Regions from separate parts of the Mus musculus genome. Here region 2 is linked to region 1. Evidence: chromatin loops called from intact Hi-C (ENCODE). Cell type or tissue: heart. All regions are shown on one strand. Links, peaks and the distances in the headings refer to the core of each region. The heading gives the core; the rest is flanking DNA. Region 1 holds the start of Pgam1 (phosphoglycerate mutase 1). Region 2 holds the start of Frat2 (frequently rearranged in advanced T cell lymphomas 2).

The links. Peaks named below come from ENCODE experiments on the same cell type or tissue, not always from the same donor. Only the 100,000 strongest peaks of a DNase experiment are listed, where the experiment ranks them.
Region 2: it touches region 1 in a loop (2.2-fold over the local background); 2 of 42 quality-filtered maps call a loop at or near these places.

What each region holds. Positions count from the first base shown.
Region 1 is chr19:41,908,729-41,919,709 of GRCm38, reverse strand. Pgam1 (phosphoglycerate mutase 1) reads right to left here and starts at 7,839. Exons shown (of 4, transcript NM_023418.2): 1 at 7,524-7,839; 2 at 3,831-4,105; 3 at 2,887-3,067; 4 at 1,045-2,104. The coding sequence starts at 7,662. The coding sequence ends at 1,935. In heart, for the core only: CTCF peaks have their summits at 4,800 (motif pointing left) and 5,000 (motif pointing left); DNase peaks (open chromatin) are centred at 6,809, 7,159 and 7,849; H3K4me3 peaks cover 4,083 bases; H3K27ac peaks cover 3,036 bases.
Region 2 is chr19:41,841,473-41,852,453 of GRCm38, reverse strand. Frat2 (frequently rearranged in advanced T cell lymphomas 2) reads left to right here and starts at 4,322. Exons shown (of 1, transcript NM_177603.3): 1 at 4,322-6,482. The coding sequence starts at 4,543. The coding sequence ends at 5,238. In heart, for the core only: a CTCF peak has its summit at 5,916; DNase peaks (open chromatin) are centred at 4,053, 4,343 and 5,123; H3K4me3 peaks cover 2,924 bases; H3K27ac peaks cover 2,655 bases.

The DNA.
Region 1 (10,981 bases), core at 1,542-9,541:
CTCTATAGATAGTGATTTAAGAAAAGCCATCACAAAGAAAAAGCAGGCTAATGATTCGGCCTTTGTAGGTTCAATCCTTAACACCAAGAGTGTGGACAAAAACAGGATAGGGGACTGGCTGGGGTGCAGCTCAGATGAATGCTGGTTGTGTAGTTCCTACCCAGCACTGTAAGGATGGTCTATAATCACCTAGTGTGACTCACCTGCCATTACTATCTACTGCTTTTTGAGACAGAATATAGTGTTATTTCAGGTTGACTTCAAACTCAATTGCTAGGTGTCCCTCCCTAATCCTAGGTCTACACCCCCAGGGACACTCCAAAGGCACAGGTAACCCTTCCCAAACATTTCCACCAACTTTAGACCAAATATTCAAACATGAGCTCATGGAGCCATTATTCCAAAATCACTTGCCTTTTAACTATGCTGTGTCTATGTGCTCGTACCATGGGTGTAGAGGTCATGGCACAACTTTGTGGAATCAGCCCCTGCCATTCTTCCACCTTTACGTGAGTACAAGTATTGAACTCCAGGTCACTAGGTTTAAATGGCAAGTGCTTTACCTGTTTACAGAGCCATCATCTTGCCAGGCCTCCTGATGCTTAACTTACTCTTTGGTTTACCCGTTTGTATGTATGTATGTATTGTATGTGCACCATGTGGGTGTGTGCTAGAAATCAAACCCACATGGTTTGATTTTGTTATATACAAAAGCAACAAGTACTCTTAACCACTGAGCCACCCCTCCAATCCTTCATTCTTAAACTCTACAGGAGATTCTGGGAAGCCATGTTGGACATCCAACAGTTATTGGTTTCCTTTCCCAACTTGGTTACGTCAGTGTATTTAATGGCTGGTGAGGTGTACTTTCATGTGTATGGGTGTTTCCCCGTGAGTATGTTTGTGCACCGTGTCCAAGGCCAGAAGAGGATGTTGGATCCCTCAAAGTAGCCAGCCACCTCTGGCACCTTTAAAACAAGAACTTAATGTGCATCTCAAACTGAATGCTGTGGTTTTCTCAGACCACAGACACAAGACAAACAGTAAAGTATTGCACATCACTCCTTTATTATACTGATCTGGAAAGAGACTTAGTTGTTACGCCCAAACGAGCTCTGAACCCACACGGTAGGGTCAAGCAGCTGGAACATGATTCAGACAGTGAAAGACAAAAACTCGGACATGATCCAGGGGTACTTCACCTCTACAAAACAAGGCCAAGGGATCCAAACACAGCAAGAGGTACAAGGAGTTTATCCCACTGATATGAGGAATGGCTTATTTTCTGGTGACCACACAGGACTGTTTCAAATGTCACTAGCAACCTCAGAGTTGCTTTTGTGTGCTGATAATATGTATATATACTTTTTTTTGTAAAAGTAAGTGTAACATAGACTTGACAAGATTGATCCCAACCTTCTAGGGCCAGCAGCTCCTTTAGGGTCAGAGAGAAATTAGGGTTAAAAATCACCATGAGGTTACTTCCACTCTCCACTGGAATGACTATGCCCCCAGTTACCTAACTGCAGGAAGAGTGCAGGACAGGTTCCAGGGACAAAACTGGACTGCAGCTTTTCATTGGTCACACCACAGCACAGTTCCTCCCTGAATTCTTCCTAAGCAGACCCTTAGTAAACAAAGACCTAAGAAAAACTATAGTTACTATCTCTCAACTCTCCTGGTACAGGGAGCTGTCCCTCGATGTGGTCCGAGAACCTGCACCCCCAGAGGCGTTATTCTGACTAGATTCTATGAAGGGAGTGGGTGCAGGGGATAAAATACTACAATGAAAACGGGAGCCACAGGCCCCCATCTGCAGCTACAACTTAAACTTAAAATCCTAAAGACATAGTCAGTGTGGCAGGTGCTGGGGAGGGTGCAGGAGGCAGGAACAGGCAGGGAGGGTGTCGGGGTAGGAGTCTGCCTCTTCGCCTTCACTTCTTCACCTTGCCCTGAGCAGCCACAGCTTCCATGGCTTTGCGCACGGTCTCCTCGTCTCCCAGGAACTGCATGGGCTTGATGGGCTTCAAGTTCTTGTCCAGTTCATAGACGATAGGGATGCCCGTGGGCAGGTTCAGCTCCATGATGGCCTCTTCTGAGAGACCTAAAAGAGCCACCATTTTCAGCCACAAGAAAGAGTCCACATCCCCTATAGATTTACTCTTTATCTACTAATAGCAAAGCACTTAAGTAGGAACAAACAAAACATCCTTTCTGTGGATCTAGTGGATCTTAGTGGATCTAGTGCCCCATGGACCAGCCCCCAATTACAACTTTCAAGCCTCTTAACATTAGAAAGAGTGACTAAAGTATACAAGATTCTAAGATGAGCCACCAACAAACTGCAGAAAGTTACACTACAGAAATCCCTACAAAAGTACATGTGGAAAAGCAGAAAGGACTATGTTCTCCTGGAACATCCTATAGCCTAGCCACCTGCACCTCTAGGTCCTCAAGGCCTCTAGGACCTGCATCATTATGATCACAGTTTCAGCCGGCACTCCTAAAGCAAGTAAGCATGTACGTTAATGCATAGAGTCACTTAGCATGTGACAGTTCTGAACTGAACATCCTATATATAGCAGAGTGTCAAAGGCCCACTGTCACTATTTTGTAACGCACTTCCTGTTGCCTTAGAATCAAGGTCTCACTATATAACCCTGGCTGGCCTGGAACTCTAAGTGATTCTCTTGCTTCAGCCTCCCTGGTGTAAGCCACCACATCCTGCTGGCAGACCGTAGATTGAGAAAGGAAGAAACAAGTTTGTCTTTAAGTCCATCTGCACTATCATACTTTCCCCAGAGGTTTCCTTGCTACAAAACTCAGTCTGATGCTAACAGCTGTGTTTAATCATCCTTACGGACTCCTGGAAGAAGATACACTTACCCTCCAGATGCTTAACGATGCCCCGAAGGCTGTTGCCGTGGGCGGCAATCAAGACCCTTTTCCCCTCTTTGATCTGGGGGACAATTTCTTCATTCCAGAAGGGCAGTGCTCTGGCAATAGTGTCCTTCAGGCTCTCACAGGAGGGGAGCTGGTCTTCAGTAAGGTCTGCGTACCTGCGATCCTAAACAACAACAAAGGCTTATTTCAAGGTCGCCAGTTATTCCAAGTTGCACTTCATGTCTATCAATTCTACCTAGCTCTGATCTTAAGGGATTACGTGACTAATGAACATCTCCCTCAAGGGTCCAGAATGCAGCTCAGAACTTGAACAAGATGATCAGTAGTCACTGCTCTGCATCCTCATTTCCCAATCCAAAACACATAATTTAGAATCCAGGGAAGAGGTTTAACAAAACAAACAAGGTTTCCCAATTCACTTTAGTTTGCTGCTAGCTTGGGAAGGCTGGAAATGGCTTTATAAATGGCAGTGGAGATGTGGAAAGAAGGTACCCTCTCAGATACAATACTAACTTCTAACTAAATCCTATAACAAGTGAAGGTCATTACTTAGCAATGGGAGTTATATTACTTATTACTATTGTAATTTTATAAGGTTAATGACAAGATGTAGACACAAAAGAGGCCTAGGGCTGGAGAGATGCTCAGCTGTTAAAAGAGAACACTTGCTGTTCTTCCACAGGACCCAGGTTTGGCTCTCAGCACTCAGAGGTTCACAACCACCTCTAGCTCCACAGGATCTGATCTCTTCTGACCTCCAAAGGCACTAGGCAAGCATGTGTGCACATATATACAGGCAATATATACAGGCAATATATACAGGCAAAACACCCATACACATAGACTTGGAAAATAAGAACTTGGAGTGAGGCCCACATGCTAACTCAATGCTGATGAATTGACCGCACCTGCATCGGTAACCATACCTTGCTGATGTTGCTGTAGAAGGGGTGATCAGGCTCCATGGGAGGCGGTGGGACATCATAAGATCGTCTCCAGATCTTTACCTGGGCCTCACCATGCTTAGCAGCAGTTTCTGCTTTGTTGAGACCTGTCAGACCGCCATAGTGTCGCTCATTGAGGCGCCAAGTCCTGACCACTGGCAACCACATCTGGTCAATGGCATCCAGGACTGTCCAGAGGGTCCGGATTGCTCTCTTCTGCACAGAGGTGAAGCAGATGTCAAATTCATAGCCAGCATCTAGAAATTAAGAAGTGCAAATGAGCCAGGTATTGTGGCACATGCCTGTGATCCTGGTACTAGGGAGACAACAGGGCTTTGTGAGTTCAAGGTCAACCTGACCTCCACCGCAAGTTCCAGGACAACCCAGGCTACAAAGAGTCCTTGTCTCAAAGAAGGAAAAAAGTCCAAGTGAGAAGCTAGCAAGGCTAACATGAGCTCCAAGGATTTTATACAGAAGTCTCTTTGGCAAAGCATTTATTATCCTTGCATCCCTTGAGTGAAATTTTGTCGACTTACATTACAGCAAATAGCACACTTCCTCTTGACTCCAATAATTCCAATAATGCAGTGTTAACCAACTAACCTGAGGCTATACATCTTACTCTAACTCCTGAACACATTTTGATTGAAACCATGTTCAATCCCCAGAACCCACACAGTGGAAGGAGTGATGACCACAAGTTGTCCTTCCCCCATACATGCACCCCAAGGCATGCACATGTGTACAGACCTGTGCTTACTCAATAGAAAAATGGGTTTAATTTTGTTTTAGTGAAAAAGGATCATAAATAAAGGGCTGAAGGGGTGGCTCAGTGGTTAAGAGCACTGACTGCTCTTCCAAGAGTCCTGAGTTCAAATCCCAGCAACCACATGGTGGCTCACAACCATCTAGAATGAGATCTGACGCCCTCTTCTGGTGTGTCTAAAGAGAGTGACATTGTGCTCACATACATAAAATAAATCTTAAGCCTTCTACACCAGGAAGGAGCAAAAGGGGAAAAAAAAAAAGAAAAAGAAAAAGGATCATAAAATTATGAACTCTGGGGCTGGAGAGATGGCTTGGCAGTTAAGAGCACTGACTGCTCTGCCAGAGGTCCTGTGTTCAATTCCCAGCAACCACATGGTGGTTCAGAGTCATCTGTAATGGGATCTGATGCCCTCTTCTGGTATGTCTGAAGACAGCTACAGTGTACTCCTATACATAAATAAATCTTTAAAACATGTGAACTCTTTAAGTCATAGCTAACCTTTCTAAAGGGCTCATGCTCCCATACCACACTGTGATTTCGTCTTCACTAGAATCCTATGATGTTACTATCTTCTCAACCCATTTTTAGCAGACAAGCAAATAAAGACAAGCACTGGGCTCGGCAGCATGTTTTTAATCCCAGCTCAGTAGAGGGAGCCTGGGGGAATCTTGAGTTCAAGCCTAGCTAGTTGGACTTGTCTTTATATTTTTGAATTAAGGAGCTGTCCCTTTTCTTATCCCAGGACACACCCCTGTGTTCACCAGCACACAAGGCCCTCTTCAAGTTTAACCACAAACTTTTCTGGGCATTGCTTCATATTGAGACTAGCAACAGTTATTAAAAAAAAGAAGTAAAATTTCCTGCCAGTCAGTCAACTGACAATGAGGCCACTGAGACCAGCTAGTGGGGACAGGGAAGATTAATACCAGGAAAACCACTACCACCCACAAGGAAAGACAATCTCACCCCCGAGCCTCTGGACAAGCTGATGAGAACTGACAGCCATCATCACAGCCTTCACCATCTCCTTAACCAGGAGAGGAGGGATGTTCCCCAACAAAAGGCTGAGTCACCCACAGAACAAGCCTCAGCACCCGTGATGAGATGCTACAGGCTGCTGTCTCACTGCAATTATTTCCAAATAGTCCCCAAGGACAAAGTGGTACCCCCTGAGGACCCTGGCAAGAATGCCATAGCATCAGAAGCACAAAGACACACCCATTTAATCCAAAGTACAGCCAGGGGGACAATGGACTCTCATCCCCCCCTTCGCCCCCTCACCCCTGGCCTTCCTCCGCCTGAGGCTGCATGGAGGCCTCTCTAGTTTCCTTCTGAAATCTGCAGGAGGAACACTGGTGGAATGAATGGTATGCACCTTGGGTCTTTTCTGTTACTCAATTATCCACAGGAGCCCTCAGTCGGTTTTTGCTTTTAATCTTCCATCCTTTAATCATCTGTGATATCTCTGGGAGATGCTAAACTTACAGTAGCTTTATAAAGACAGTCCAGCTGTGTAGTCCAAGTTGGCCCATGCTCTATAGCCTCCCTTCTTAGCTGCCTGGGTGCTGAGAAAAATTACAGGCATGCAACACCATGTGCGCCTAACGTGTGAGGTTCTAAAACTTAGTGCTATAGTATTTAAGGTTGAAATGGATCTTGTTATTTTCCAGCTCAACGTATAATCATCTTATACCCAGAGAACAGAGGCAGTTAACTTTGTCCTGAGCTAGGCATAAGCAAACTACCACAGGTCTACACAGTGCTTCATGGCACAGAGCTCAAGAAAATGGCTTCCTTAACCAGTACTTTCCTTTTTTCTAGCCTCTCCTACATAGGCCATGCATCTCAAAAAGCAATGTTTCCTTGCCTCAGGAATTCGTATTCAAAATCTTCCCTCATCTGAAAAGGGTGTACAAGAAGCTAGGGAGGGCAACCAAGACACAAGATCACTTCAGGTAGGCATGAGCAACCCTTTTACACAGCTACTGCCGTGTCCAAGTTAGGATGTGCCCTAATCACCAAGAGAAGTGCCTCTTCACTACAGGGAGCGGGGAGGCCTTGCTTTCTTATTAGCATTCCAAAATCACAGAGAACTGTGGGTGGTGCGGGGCACCCAGCATGGATAGGCAAAGGCGAGCTTATCTCCTGGACGCTTTCACCCTTTGCTCTGCCTCTGTCCTTGGCCAAGGGCCCGCCAGTTCCTCACACTTACTTGTTACTCCACCCAGAAATGGGGCAAGGACACTGGATTAGAACTAAGTTTTGTATGACCTTGGACAAATCTTTCCAGTCACTTTTCTAAACTATAACAAGAGGACGGAGAGAGGTAAAAAGGAGGGAAATTAGATCTGCCTGCTTCATAGGGCTGGAGAGAGCATCAACTGAAATCACCCACTCACATTCCTGGATTCGGTTTTGTGGTTTGCTGCTGTGCTACAAAGCTCTCCGAAGCACGCGGTTTCCAGGTTGTCTCAAAGGCCATTAGACATCCCCACCTAACACCCCCCCACTACCCAGGGCGAGCCCGTGACCTGCCGCTTCGCCATGATGGGCAGGCGCCTCAAGTATACTCCGGTACAGCCACTGATGTCACGGGGAATCGTCCGCCAGGCGCCCTAGGCCCTCGTGGTACCCTAAAGGGTCCTGGGCGCCACAGGTGGGGCTGCTCGGACCGGAAGAACAGATTTTAGCCTAGCGGCGGCTGTGCCCTCTTTCTGGCACAGACTCTCAGACTTAACGGGGTGACCTTGACAAGCGGGTTCCCCACCCTGCGTTCACCTCCCCAGATGAAAATTCAACTGCAGAGGCCGACCGAAGTGCCCGCCTCTCGAGAGGGCCCGGGGGCTCAGGCGACCCCTAGGCCGGTGCTGGCCCAGTACGCCACACAGCGCTCGTCCCGCTCGTACCTCGCAACGCCTGCCCGCCGCGCTTCGCCTCCTCGTGGCCCGCCGGGCTCAGGTCGGCGTCGTACCAGCCGCTGAAGCGGTTCTCCAGGTTCCAGGCGCTCTCGCCATGCCGGATCAGCACCAGCTTGTAGGCAGCCATGGCGACGGGCAGAGGATGCAGCAGCAACTGAGGATCGCCGAGATTCTCTTCGCAGCCCGCCCCCCGCCCCGGTCGCGCCTGCGCACTTACAGTCTCCCGCCCCGCTTCCGCGCACTTTCTCCCCGAAATCTTTCCACTCGCTCGACAGACCGCCGCCCGCCCCGTGTGCGCATGCGCCTCAGGCAAGTTCTGCGGCCTGCTAAGGGGGGGGTGTAGTGCACCGCGGCGGCAGTGCGCATGCGTTGTACGTAGCGGTACCCGCGTGCTACCCGGCAGTCACGGAGCGCACGTAAGCAAGGAGCGCGGAGGGTGCTGGTTGCGAGCTTGAGCTCCAGGCGCCGACTGGACACGCCGCGCTTCCTCTTTAGGGATGATCAACTATCCTCTGACCAGTTCTTCAGCCCTGCCAGGCCACAGTCCCATCCCTGCGCAATTCCAATATACACCCTTTTCCTTTTAACTTGTACTTCGGACAAGTCATAAGACGTCTCAGCCTCACTTGTAAAATACTCTATAAACCTAAACGTGGGTTGTTGCTATTTCCCTTCAACAGAACATTGTTCTTTTGGGTTGTTTTGTTGTTTTTTGTTTCTAGTTTGTTGCTTTTTTTTTTTTTTTTTTTTTTTTTTTTTTTTTTTTTGAGACAGTCTCTCTGCGTAACCCTGACTGTCCTGGAACAAGTTCTGTAGACCAGGCCTAGAACTCAGAGATTTCCTGTCTCTGCCACCGAAGTGCTAGATTAAAGGCGTGGTTCATCACGCCAGTTAGAGCACAGCTTTTTTTTTTTTTTTTTTTTTTTAAGATTTATTATTTATTTTTATGTAGCTGTACAAATGGTTGTGAGCTTTCCTGTGGTTGTTGGGAATTGAATTTTTTAGGACCTCTGTTCGTCCTGGTAGGCCCAGCTCGCTCCAGTCGGCCCTGCTTGCTCTGGCCCATAAATTTATTATTTATTATTATAAAAATAATAGTACAATAATAAATATATACATATGCATTTATAACTACATATTATATAATAATAAATAATAAATATGTATTTATACATAAGGCCACTGTAGATGTCTTCAGACATGCCAGAGGAGGGCATCAGATCTCATTATGGGTGGTTGAGAGCCACCATGTGATTCTGGGATTTGAACTCAGGACCTTCAGAAGAGCAGTTAGTTACCTGCTGAGCCATCTCATGTCGCCAGCCCCAAGAGAACAGCTCTATATCCCTTTTCTTCTACTAAATGTTGATTCTGTAGCTGAGAGTGTGTGGAAGCTCCTGTGTAGGTGTACAGGCTCATGTCCTTCTGAGAAGCAAACGTTAGGCCCTTACAACATTACAAAAAGGAATGTCTGTCTCTCCTTACCCCAATTTTAGTATCCACTTGTTAGGACCAATTTCTCCTGCCCAGGCTGTGGACTCTTAGTTTATTTCCATTAAACTTCTTCATGAGCATTAAACATTAGCCAGACAGTGGCCTATTACTAAGATACTAAGATAGTGTCATGAATTCCTGTCCTTTTAGTGGAGAGCAAAATCCACATTTAAACAATTGACAACAGAACTGAGCCACTTTCTGTACTTTCGACAGAGAGCCAAGAAAAGTTTTAACATGAGATGGTCAAGTACCTACTACAGACTAAACAGAGTTAGTGCTTTTGTGCTTTATGCGTATTAACGCCTTCCCCCCCCCCCCCGTCTGTCTGTCTTTCTTTCTTTCTTTCTTTCTTTCTTTCTTTCTTTCTTTCTTCCTTCCTTTCTTTCTTTCTTTTTCTCTTACTTTCTTTCTCTCTCTCTCACTCTCTTTCTTTTCTTTCTTTCTTTCTTTCTTTCTTTCTTTCTCTCTCTCTCTCTCTTTTCTTTCTTTCTTTCTTTCTTTCTTTCTCCCCCCCCCTTCTGTTTTTTTCAGGCAGGGTTTCTTTGTACAGCCCTGGCTGTCCTGAAACTTGCTGTATAGACCAGGTTAGCCTTGAACTCCTCCTCCTGAGTACTGGGATTAAAGGCATCTAGTTTCATAATAACCTTTGAAGCAGGCACTTTTGTTCCACATACACTATAGATGAGAAAGCAGGATAGACAGACAGTCCCACTGAGGTTACAAGAACTGAGTTCAACCGTGACCGGCTGGCTCAAAAGCCACACTCTTATGCCTGTGGCACCCACAGGCTTGCTGCAATCCGTTGACCTTAAAGTTGGGGTAGAATTTGATTCACAACTTTTTTTTTTTTTTTAAATAAGATTTCACTATGTAGCTCTTAGCTGGCCTGGGTAGACCTGGAACTTACTGCATAGACCAGGCCAGCTTCAAACTCATAGAGATCCTCCTGCTGCTGCCTTGGTCCAAGTCCTGGGATTAAAGTGTAGGCCACTCTTCTACTTTACAGCCCTCAAACTGCAGAATCTCATCTCAAACTGCTGAGAGCTTCATCTTTTAAAATGAGCATAATAGACAGAGATGCATTGGTCCCAGCCGCTTGGGCTAGAGGATCAGTTCAAGGGCAGCTTTGGCTGGCTACAAGATTTCCTGTCTCTCCCCCCCCCCCCAAAAAAAAATTATAGATGAGAAACCAGAACACAAAGGCAAACTGTTCAGGGGCCTCCTCTGTGCATTGACTAGCACCCACCACCTCCTTCCTGGCACTGGGAGAAGATGCAACTCAGTATTCAGTTTGGAACAAATCTTCACAGACGGGTTCATAGTTCACAGCGCTACACAGCTAGGCCCTCCCTTCTCCCTTTAAGAGTGGTTGTGTGGGGGTGGCGGTGGGGGGCTGGAAAGATGGCTCAGTGGTTAAGAGCACTGACTGCTCTTCCAAAGGTCCTGAGTTCAACTCCCAGCAACCACATGGTGGCTCACAACCATCTGTAATGAGATCTGATGCCCTCTTCTGGTATGTCTGAAGACAGTTACAGGGTACTCATATACATAAAAATAACTAAATCTTAAAAAAAAAAAAAATTCCACAGGGAGCCTACAGACAAAAGTTTCTAGGGAAGTTTTCTCTCTCTTCCTGTTGTAGTCTGTCAGGAGCTTGACCAATCTGAGGCTTTGTCAGATTTGCCAGAGGTCCTGGCGAAAGGACAAAGGGAACTTTAGTTCTGTGTCCATATCCAGGAGCTGACTTGGCAAGGAGCCTAGGCCTCCTAGGAGTTAAGAGTTTGGGTCCTGAGAACCCTGCTTTCTCCCCAGAAGGACTATGGTCATCAACTGTGCCTGAGGTATCCTATGTCCCCTGCCAGCACTGCTTCATTTAGCTTTCTGCTGACCTCTACTCCCCGCAAAAAAACATGTAAGACGATGAACTTTTTAATAAACTTGCTTGACAT
Region 2 (10,981 bases), core at 2,066-10,065, 68 kb after region 1:
ACTCACTTTGTAGACCAGGCTGGCCTCGAACTTAGAAATCCACCTGCCAGCCGGGGCAGTGGTGGTGCACACTTTAATCCCAGCACTTGGGAGGCAGAGGTAGGCAGATTTCTGAGTTAGAGGCCAGCCTGGTCTACAGAGTGAGTTCCAGGACAGCCAGGGCTATACAGAGAAACCCTGTCTTGAAAAACCAAAAACCAAAACCAAAACAAAAAACAAAAAAGAAAGAAATCCACCTGCCTCTGCCTCCCAAGTGCTGGGATTAAAGGCATGCGCCACCACTGCTAGGGTTTCTCTGTGGTAGGCACATGCAATGTGACCTTTGTCTTTTCACTGACACTCAGGCTACAGCATGTGTCAGTACATCACTCTTTACAATTTGTCTCTATGTCTTTTACGTATGCACACGTATGTATGTATGTACAGGTATAATATACCCATGCATGCATGCGTGTGTGGAAGCCAGAGGACACACTGGGTATCTTCCCCAATCATTTTCACCTTACTTTTTTTTAAAAGACAGGATCTCTCAGTGAACCCAGAGCACAATGACTGGCAGGAGTGACTGGTCAGAGAACCCAGAGCACAGTGATTGACAGGAGTGACTGGTCAGAGAACTCTTGGGGTCCTTCTCTCTCTGCCTTCCCACACTGGGTGAACATGACTTTGCTTAACTTTTTAAGTGGGTGGAGGGGATTCGAGAACTCGGGTTCTTAATGCTTGCATGGGGAAGCACTTTACCCATGAGCTGTCCCCAGGCCCCTTTAGTTCCTTTTAACGTCATCAGTAGCATGGGTTTTGTTGTTGTTGTTGTTGTTGTTGTTGTTGTTGTTGTTGTTGTTGTTTTGGGTTTGTTTGTTTGTTTGTTTTTAAAGGGCTCTGGATTGAATCTCTTACCAGGAGTGGAACCGTTCCTGCTTCCTTTGTTATCCGCTCATCAACCAATGGCAGCACTCCCTTTTCGCATGTCAACATCCTAAAAGTATTGCTGCTCCCTAGGGTGTAACTCCACTCTAGTACTAACCCTCAGCCTTCCAGAATACAGCATCCCCTATCTTACAGATTAGCAATGGGAGCACACACACACACACATGAAGTGACCTCACCCAATGGGTTCCCCATTACCCTAGCTGGTGTCTCTGGAGGCAGGTATGTTAAAATGAGGCCCGGGTGGTGTCTCTGTGGCCTGAAGGAATGCTGAAGCCCCGGAGTCCTAGGTTACTGCAGGACTCTGAATGCTTGCAATGTCTCCTTTCCAGGCCGGTAGCCAGGGTGCCAGCCACGGTCCGCTTGCATTACTTCCTCTTTGGATACCTTCTCGTTACTGTTAATTGCATCTGGGCCTCTCTCACATTTTGTGTTTTGCTTCCTAACCCAGGATACTCCTCTCCACCTCCCACTGGCCCAGCACAGGCATCTCTTTCCAGGCTCTCCAGAGAAGTGGCCGAGAAAATGGAGCAGGGCTCCTACTGAAAGGCATTCAGCTCTGTAATGAACGTCTAACACATCTGCACCTCGGCATATTTACATAGCAATCTCCACACAAAAGCAACGTTACAAAGGGAAGGCTTTTTTCTCCCCTCTCTTTCTTCTTTTTTTAAACGCCTTCTCACGGCTCCATTCCCTACAGTAGTAAGAACACTGTTGGAATTACTCTGACAGGAAGACAAAACAACTTCCAGGGATGCTGGGTTAGAAACAATAGCTTTGCCAGACCCATTAATGTTTAAAGCCAATGGAGCATAAAACTGCTTTTCTCTACTTACAGCCAGGCATCATCTTACAGAGCAGAGAAGGGGGGTGTGGAATTGCCATCTTAACTCTGCTGAAATCCATAAGCCCTCTCGTAATTTTCATTCTCCTTGAAATTCTCCAGTAAGTACCATCAGAATGAAAATGAGACTTTATCTCTGGGGAGAACAGCTTCCGGTTTTCAACAGTAAAAGAGTGTGAAGAGATGGGAGATGGAGATGGAGATGGAGGAGGGAGCTGCCTGATGGGAAGGTGCTCTCAGCCAAACCTGCCGAACTGCTGTAGTTATGACACACCTTGAAATTTGGGAGAGTGCTTTCAGGAAGTCCCTAACCCATTCCAGGGCAGAGTCGACAGATAGCACAAAGTCTAGGATTCTAAGGGCCATTCCGGCCCTAGTGGGATTGCCTTCAGGGTCTGCATTACTTAGTGGGCTCAGGGGATAACATTTATTATTAAGATATTAGCTCTTTCCCCAGGGAAATTGCTGGAAGAGAGCCCAGAGTCAGTAAAGCACTGGGCCTAATCCCACAGTACATTTGTGTAATGCCTGACAAAGCCTGCTCCCATCACCTCGTTTGATCCTGAAAACAATCTCCAAAGGAGGCAGGGCAGGGATTTTTTTTTTTTTTTTCCATTTTACAAGTGAAAACACCTGTAAACTGATTGGCCAGGAGTCCCACACCCAGTTTGTAGTAGGGATGAGACTTGAATCTAGGTCTTTGTACAACCTGTTTAGAGCTCTTTTGGTTCCCATAAGACAGATCAGAATATTTCCAGCCCCACCCATCCTTCATACCCACCAGTTCCCAGCATCTGGAAACTCAGGACACAGCCTCTGTGTAACGACCACACTCCTCTGTTTCAACCAGGAAATATTGCCCTGGTTGGCAAGCCGAGGGGGAAGGGAGGGGAGAAAATTAATTTCATCTCATCTCCCTGAATCAAAGACCAATCGAAAAAAAACAAAAAGAAAAAAAATTACGGATGGATTTGAGAAAGAAACAAAACCCTCCAAATAACAGCAACAAGGTAGGGAGACTAGATCTACCATTGTTAGAATGGCGTGGTGGCACACGCCTTTGATACCAACACTTGGGAGGTAGAGGCAGGTGGATTTCTGAGTTCGAGGCCAGCCTGGTCCACAGAGTAAGTTTCAAGACAGCCCGGGCTATCAGGGCTATACCGAGAAACCCTGTCTCGAAAAAAGAAAAAAAAAAAAAAAAAAAAAAGAAGTCTCAAAGGAAGCTAGCCAGGATGCTCCCAGCACTTGGGAGGCAGAGGCAGGCAGATCTTTGAGTTTGAGGCCAGCCTGGTCTACAGGGTGAGTTCCAGGACAGCAGGGCTACTCAGAGAAACCCAGTCTAAAAAAAAAAAAAAAAACCAACCAGGCAGTGGTGACGCATGCTTTTAATCCCAGCACTTGGGAGGCAGAAGCAGGTGGATTTCTGAGTTCGAGGCCAGCCTGGTCTACGGAGTGAGTTTCGGGACAGTCAGGGATACACAAAGAAACCCTGTCTCGAAAAACCAAAATAAATAGATAAATAACCATAACCAAAACCAAACCAAACCAAAAAAAAAATATATATATATATATAACAGGCAAACTGAAAAATGTCAATTTCACCTGTAACATGACTCATATACACAATAAGGTTTTCAATGACTAAATTCTAGTCGTTTCAATGAATGACGTATATCACATATTAATAAGAGTGTATTCACCCAGTTCTAGGTTTTCCATACATATTACAAAAAATAAAAGGGCCAAACTAAAAAAAACTCTTATCCTTTGACCTAAAACTCCACTCTTAGGAATGTACTCTGAAAAATGAATCATAAATTTGGAAAAGTTTTATGGGAAAGAGCATTAGTCACACACTTACTACAACGGCGAACTCAGAGAAACAGCAACCGTTGAAGGAATTTAAACAATTACAAGTACTTAATGGAAACTTACGTAATCGGTACAGTGTTTTCAAAGCGCGTGCAGTCACCGGAAAAAGCGTTTATAATTTAATGCGACTGCAATGCTTTTGTGTGTGGCTGTATAATGTACAAAGAGGAGGATGAAGGGGGGGGGGGGAAGCCTGTTAATCTCGTTTGAATCCTATGGTTACGAGAACATTTTCGTTTGAACTACAAAAAAAGTCAATTCGATGTAGCTCTGAGAAACCGGAGCAAGTCTGAGAAGCTCTGACCACAGGGTCGGCTTCCCAACCGTCGGGGTCGCCCCTCCCCGGGCCAGCGCAGGCGTTACCCACACGTGGGGCTGGAGCGGGCGCGGCAGAGGAGGGGCTGGGTGTGCTGGGGGTGTGTCCGCGAGTGGGAGCAGCCAATTGGCAGTCGCCGAGGGTGCCTCCTAGGACCGAGAGGTCCTAGGACCTGGGCTCGGCGAAGTCGGTGCCCCGTCCCCGGAATCGCTCGCAACCATATAAACTATCTCTGGGCAGACAGTGTGGGCAGTGGTCTCGCACGGTTTGCGCCGTCCCGCGCCCCTAAGTCTTCTAGCGAACGTCTCCCCCCACGGTCGCGCGCGGTGGTAGGAGCCGCGCGACGTCACCCATTGTTTACAAATCAACCCAAGCCGGCAGCGTTCCGGCTCCCGCGGCTCTAAGGCGCGCGGTACCTCTGCCCGGTGGTCCCGGCTTCCGCATCCCCAGGCTCGGCCCCCTCCTGGCCCGGCTTGGGCCTCCGCCGCGCTCCCGCCCCAGCCGCGGCTCGCCGAGCCCGCGGCCAACCGAGCTGCCAGCGACGCCCGCACAGCCGCGGGGGCCCGGGCGGGGGGCCATGCCTTGCCGGAGAGAGGAGGAGGAGGAAGCCGGCGACGAGGCAGAGGGGGAGGAGGACGACGACAGCTTCCTCCTGCTGCAGCAGTCGGTGACTCTGGGCGGCTCGACCGACGTGGATCGGCTCATCGTCCAGATCGGCGAGACGCTGCAGCTGGACACGGCGCACGATCGCCCGGCCTCGCCGTGTGCCGCCCCGGGTCCCCCACCCGCGCCTCCGCGGGTCCTGGCGGCGCTGTCGGCGGACAAGACCGGGACCCCAGCGAGGCGGCTGCTGCGGCCGACGGGGTCAGCAGAGACCGGGGACCCTGCGCCTCCGGGGGCCGTGCGCTGCGTGCTGGGGGAGCGCGGGCGTGTGCGGGGCCGATCGGCGCCCTACTGCGTTGCGGAGATCGCCCCGGGTGCCAGCGCGCTTCCCGGGCCGGGGCGGCGAGGGTGGCTCCCCGGCTCCGTGGCTTCTCACCGAATCCAGCAGCGGCGGTGGACAGCAGGCGGAGCGCGCGCGGCCGACGACGACCCGCACCGGCTCCTGCAGCAGCTCGTGCTCTCCGGAAACCTCATCAAGGAGGCGGTGCGCAGACTCCAGCGAGCGGTCGCCGCGGTTGCGGCCACGAGCCCCGCGAGCGCTCCGGGGTCCGGGGGTGGCCGAAGCGGACCGGACTCAGTCACTCTGCAGCCCTCGGGCGCCTGGCTCTGACAGGGGATCCCTGGAGGAGGAAGAGGACGCCGCTACGCTGATCCAACAGTGTCTTGCCCGGGACTGTGCGGAGCAGGAGCTGTCGTCCATCCCTCGGGCTACAGCCTCAAAGTTACCGGCCGCGAGAGGCTGTTAGAGAAAACGGACTCTACTGAGTAGCACCAGCAGCCGAGGACCTGGGATCTACCGGTTGAACTGTGGCAGCTACTTAATCCACTTGGACCTGACTTAGCCCTTATCGTGTGCTTGGATTGTTTATAGATGTGGCTCGCAGGGGCGGGAATCGGGAGGGCTTCTAACAATACTTGAAAAACCAATAGTAGATATGATCTCGTTATTTTCGGGTACAGAAGCTTTCTGAATATGGTGCTACAATTGCAGAGCAGAGCGGTTCTAGGGTGAAGAACATAAGTTGGCAGATTTATGTTGGTGGGTTGACAACGCTTGCTTTCCCCTGCTTAATTTGTGATTATGAAGGTTGGGGACCTGGTTGGTGAATTCTTGAAGGTGGGGAGAGATGAGTTTAAATGGGGACATGCAATTGATTCGACCTTGCCAACTTGAACTCAAGGTCAGGTTGGTAGAGTGGAGTGTTGTGGGATTCTTGGGAGCGCTCACCCCAGTGTCTTTTTCTGGAGCCAAGCACAGACCGGAGTGTCCCTTTGCCACCGCGTGGAGTCTCCCGAGGACACGGCCGACATGGCCATCCTTGTAGGAAGAGTTATTTGCGGTTTCTGTGCTTTGCTTTTCCAGAACTACTTCTGCTAGGCCACTCTTTGGCCATAGCTCCAGCTTTCTCAGAAATGGTCATAAGCAACCTCCTGATCTCCCTGCGGCCATTGTGTTTGTGGTGTGTGTGTGTGTGTGTGTGTGTGTGTGTGTGTAGGGGGGAAAGCAGTGGGCACACTTTTCTGCTCTTTTGACCCTCTGCAGAGTTGGAGGGCGCCTCTCCTGCTAAACCTGTCAGTTCTTGGTGAGTGACTGAAACTTTTTTAAAATGTGACTCCCAGAGGAGAAAATGCTGGCTTTTCCTCTTGTGAACCCCGAGGGGCACCTCAGGTGCCATCCCAAACTTTAAGGTAGCTAAACTTTTTTTTTTTTATGATTCAATGGCTCGGTCATCCTCCAGATGTGGCTGTTGATGTACACTTCGCAACGGAGTGTCTGAAATTGTGGTGGTCCTGATTTATAGGATTCATAATTAAAATGTCTGCTGAATAAATTTGGTTTTTGTTTTGAAAAAATGGTCTTTGTTTTTGTTTGGAGTTAAGAGGGGGAAGAAGACCTATGTGAGGTATCTGTACTTGGGGTAACTGGGGGGCTGGGGCTAGCGCTATGCTTTAGTTAACTCCTGGAGGCGGTATGTTTGAGTATCTCTGGCTGTATTTTCTTTCTTTCTTTTTTTTTTTTTTTTTGAGACAGGGTTTCTCTGTGTAGCCCTGGCTGTCCTGGAACTCACTTTGTAGACCAGGCTGGCCTCAAACTCAGAAATTCACCTGTCTCTGCCTCCCGAGTGCTGGGATTAAAGGCATGCGCCACTATGCCCGACTTGTATTTTCTTTTACACACATTCTGAGATAGGTTCTCAGTGGCCTAGAGCTCACTATGTGTAGGTCAATCAGGCTAGCCTCATACTCAGAGATTTTTCCCTATCTCTGCTTCCTGAGTTGCTGGGGTTACAGGATGAACGGTGTTCACTTCACCCAGCTATCTGCATTTGATACATTTACACATTGATTTGTTCAGTGTATGGAGGGTTCACATATGCATTAGGAAAGCCTATGAAAATCAGATGGCGATTGTGGCAGCTTCTCCCCTTCTACTTAGGCCCTAGACATCAAATTTGGGTAGTCTGGCTTGGCGGGGAATGCTTTGAGAACTTGAGGACAAGGAGGCGCTGTGCAGGGAGGGGAACATTCTAAGAATGGGAGCCTTCAGCCGTGGTCTATTGGGCGAAAGAACCCAACGTTGGTTTGTTTTGAGACAAGATCTGTGTCGTCCAAGCTGTCCTGAAGCTTGCCATGTAGACCAGGCTGGCCTTATTCCCTGCCTCTGCCTCCTGGGTGCTGGGTGCTGGGATTAAAGGCCTGTGCCACTACATCTGGCAAAACCCAAGATTGAGCCATTTCTTTGGCAGTCATTGAATGATTTGGGATAGTCACAAGGATTAGATCGAAGTTCTTTTGTTTTTTGGTTTTTCGAGACAGAGTTTCTCTGTGTATCCCTGGCTGTCCTGGAACTCACTTTGTAGACCAGGCTGGCCTCAAACTCAGAAATCCGCCTGCCTCTGCCTCCCAGGTGCTGGGATTAAAGGCGTGCGCCACCACTGCCTGACTTACTCTTCCCTTTGGGGGACAGGATCCCTGTATGCATCCCAGATTTGCCTCTGTGGGTAGTTCTGTTTTTATACCCCTTCCCCAGTGCTGGGGTTACAGGTGTATGCTGTCATACCTAACAACTTTTTTGGAGATTGTTTTGAGTTTGAGACAATTTCACTCTTAACCCAGGCCTTACCTCCGCTTTCCTTGTGTATTTATACCTGTAAAAAGCAACATTTTGGTACAGCTGACCTCTGCTACCAAGTCCTCTAGCTGTGTACCATCTCCCCCTATGGTACCCAACATGATGACCTACTAGTGCTGGAGGACTCCAGCATCACTCTACTGCCGCCTGCAGGCTTTGTTATAATGAGCGAGTCCCTGCCCCCACCCCCACCCTGTGCTCCTCTTCTCTCACTGGTAGAACAGTCCTGCCTAAATGATTGGGAGGGTGAAGTATTCAAACCAAAATTCCTCATTCTTGGAAGTAAGTACCCTATGGATTTATATACGCCGAGTGGTAGGCATACTCTGCAGAGACGAGGATGCTGAGGTTAGACCATCCATTAGACACTGAAATTGTGACTGTGCGTGTGTTGCTGTAGATTGAACCCAGAGCTTCACAGAAGCCAGGCAGGCACTCTGCTACTAAGCACTCTTCCCAACCCCTTTTATATTAACTTTTTTTTTTTTTTTTTTTTTGGTTCATGTGTTTGTGGTTGAACACGAGTACATGTATTCATGTGTGTGGAGGCCAAAGATGATCATGTCTTCCTTGGTCACCCTCCACCTTATTTTGGGGATGGAGACAGTCTGTCTCTGAATTCACTAATTCTGAGCTCACTAATTCAGCGATACTGGAAGGCCAGCAACCTCTCAGGATCCTTCTGGCTCAGCCTGCCAAGCACTTAGATACTGGGATTACAAATGTGTGCTTCCTACCCTAGCCACTGCGTGCCCTGTCTTTTAAAATGATTTATTCATTTATTCATTCATTAATTCAAGACAGGTCTCACTATGTAGCTCTGGCTCTCCTGGAAGTCACTGTGTAGACCAGGCTTGCCTCAAAAAGAGATCCCCCTGCCTCCTGAGTGGTATGATTAAAGGTATACAGTACTGTTGTACCCAGCTTTTGTTTTGTTTTGTTTTGTTTTTTAAGTGTGGGTACCAAGAATGCAAACTCAGTTCCCCATGTTTGTATACCAAGTACAAGTACTTACCTACTGAGTCCCCTCTAGCCCCATTTCTCACCACCTAATCTGATGTTGATTTGCCATCCTGCCTCAACCTCCACAGTGACAGGGGTTCCAAGTACGCACCTAGATCGTGTGAGACTTTTTTTTTTCTCGAGACAGGGTTTCTCTGTGTAGCCCTGGCTATCCTGGAACTCACTCTGTAGACCAGGCTGGCCTCGAACTCAGAAATTTGCCTGCCTCTGCCTCCCAAGTGCTGGGATTAAAGGCGTGCGCCACCACACCCGGTTGAGACTTTTTTGATACCACATCTTCTGCAGCTGGATTTAATAAAGTCTTTTAAGAAAATCCCACAAACCTAGGCTCACCAAGTATTCACAAGAGCACCCTCCCCCTCTTCTCACACACTTTGTGCATCAGCTACACAGATGCAATGGCTGGGGATGGAGGGTGAGCTGGAGTTTGAGATGCCCTAGAAGAACATGAGGTTTGAGGGCTGAGACCTGCTACAGAGGGACTAGAAGATCCCCAGGAAGCACACAACAAACAGCGTGTAGCTGTTTCATTCAGAATTCTAGGTTCTTGGTAAGATGAGCCTGGACTCACAAAACCAGGATGCAGACAGACATCTTAGGAGACTGCAGCCTGGCCAGAACGGCTACAGCAATGAAGTCGGAATGGTGATTGCTGCCAAGGACAGACATCTACAGGAACCAGCAAACTAAGAGAGGAAAGGGGAACTGAGCTCTGCTATGGGCACATACCCTGCTGGGCACCATTTGTAACTTACAGTGGAAGGGCAGAATCTAGGCTTCAGGCTTTTAAAGTTGATCTCTTGCCTTGGGCCAAAGCCTGCCCACGTGGCTTTTGTGGTGGTGATGGGGCAAGGCAAGGAGGAAATATTTTGGTTCTGTTTTTTGTTTTGTTTGAGACCGTATGTTTGAGTTCATGTATCTCTAGTTGACCTGGAACTTGCTCTGTAGACCAGGCTGGCCTGGAGCTCACAGAGGTCTATTTCCTGAATGCTGGGATTAAGGGTATGGACCACTACGCCTGACTAAAGCATTTTAATGATGAACGCATGTAACACTGTTCAGGGACACACTCGTGGCTTCAATAATTTCCATCTAGATTCCAAGGAAGTTCTAGAAATAATAGGTTTACTAGGCTGGTCCTCCACAATAGCAGGAGGGGAGATGGGGGAAAGAATTACAGTCATCCTCCTGCTACTTGTAGTCCTGGGCTTAGCTCTCTCCCACAAGCCAGTCTTTTTCGATATGCCACATGTCGTGAATAATGTCCTGCCAACTTGGATACAAAAGTCCTCCCAGATGGTCCCAGGCTTGGAGTCCAGAGGGTTGATTTCCCTGAAAAACACTCTTCAGCCTGTCTTCCCACATCCAGTCCCTCCAAGGCTGTGACAAGAACACGAATTTCATTACACCAGATGGGTTTCACAAGTCCAGCATAAAAAAAAGATGGTCTCTAAGGTTGGTATGTGTTCGAGAAGGCCTTCAAAAGCCTGCATGAGGGCTGGAGAGATGGCTCTGTGATTAAGGGCACTGGCTGCTCTTCTAGAGGTCCCGAGTTTAATTCCCAGTACCCACATGGTGGCTCACAACCATTTGTAATGTGATCTGAGGATCTCATCTAGTGCGCATGAAGACAGAGTGCTCCTATACATAAAATAATTCTTAAAGCCGGGGTAGGGGGGTGGAGGGTAGGGAGGATGCAAGCCTTTAATCCCAGCACTTGGGAGGCAGAGGCAGGCAGATTTCTGAGTTTGAGGCCAGCCTGGTCTACAAAGTGAGTTCCAGGACAGCCAGGGCTATACAGAGAAACCCTGTCTCGAAAACAACAACAACAACAAAAAAACCCAAACAAACAAACAAACAAACAAGCAAAAAATTCTTAAAAATAAAAAAAGAGCCTACATGGACTTAGGCTAAGGGGGAAGTCCCTTCTGCTCGAGTGATGTCTTCCCCCAGGTTGGTCATGGTCTTTACGGTTGCTTGGGTCCTGACCTGAATTCTCCTGGTAGTGATCTCAGCATTTGCAAAAGCTAGAGAATCCCTAGAGCCAGCGCAGGTCCTGAAAGTGTCTCAGTGAAGTCACCCGAGGAAGCAAAGGCCATTTCTAAAAATACTGCATCTTGGAATGGTCCATTCCTAGTAGTCAGCCCAGGAGTGACTTTTGGCTAGGACACTCGGTCCCTGAGAACGACAGAATGAT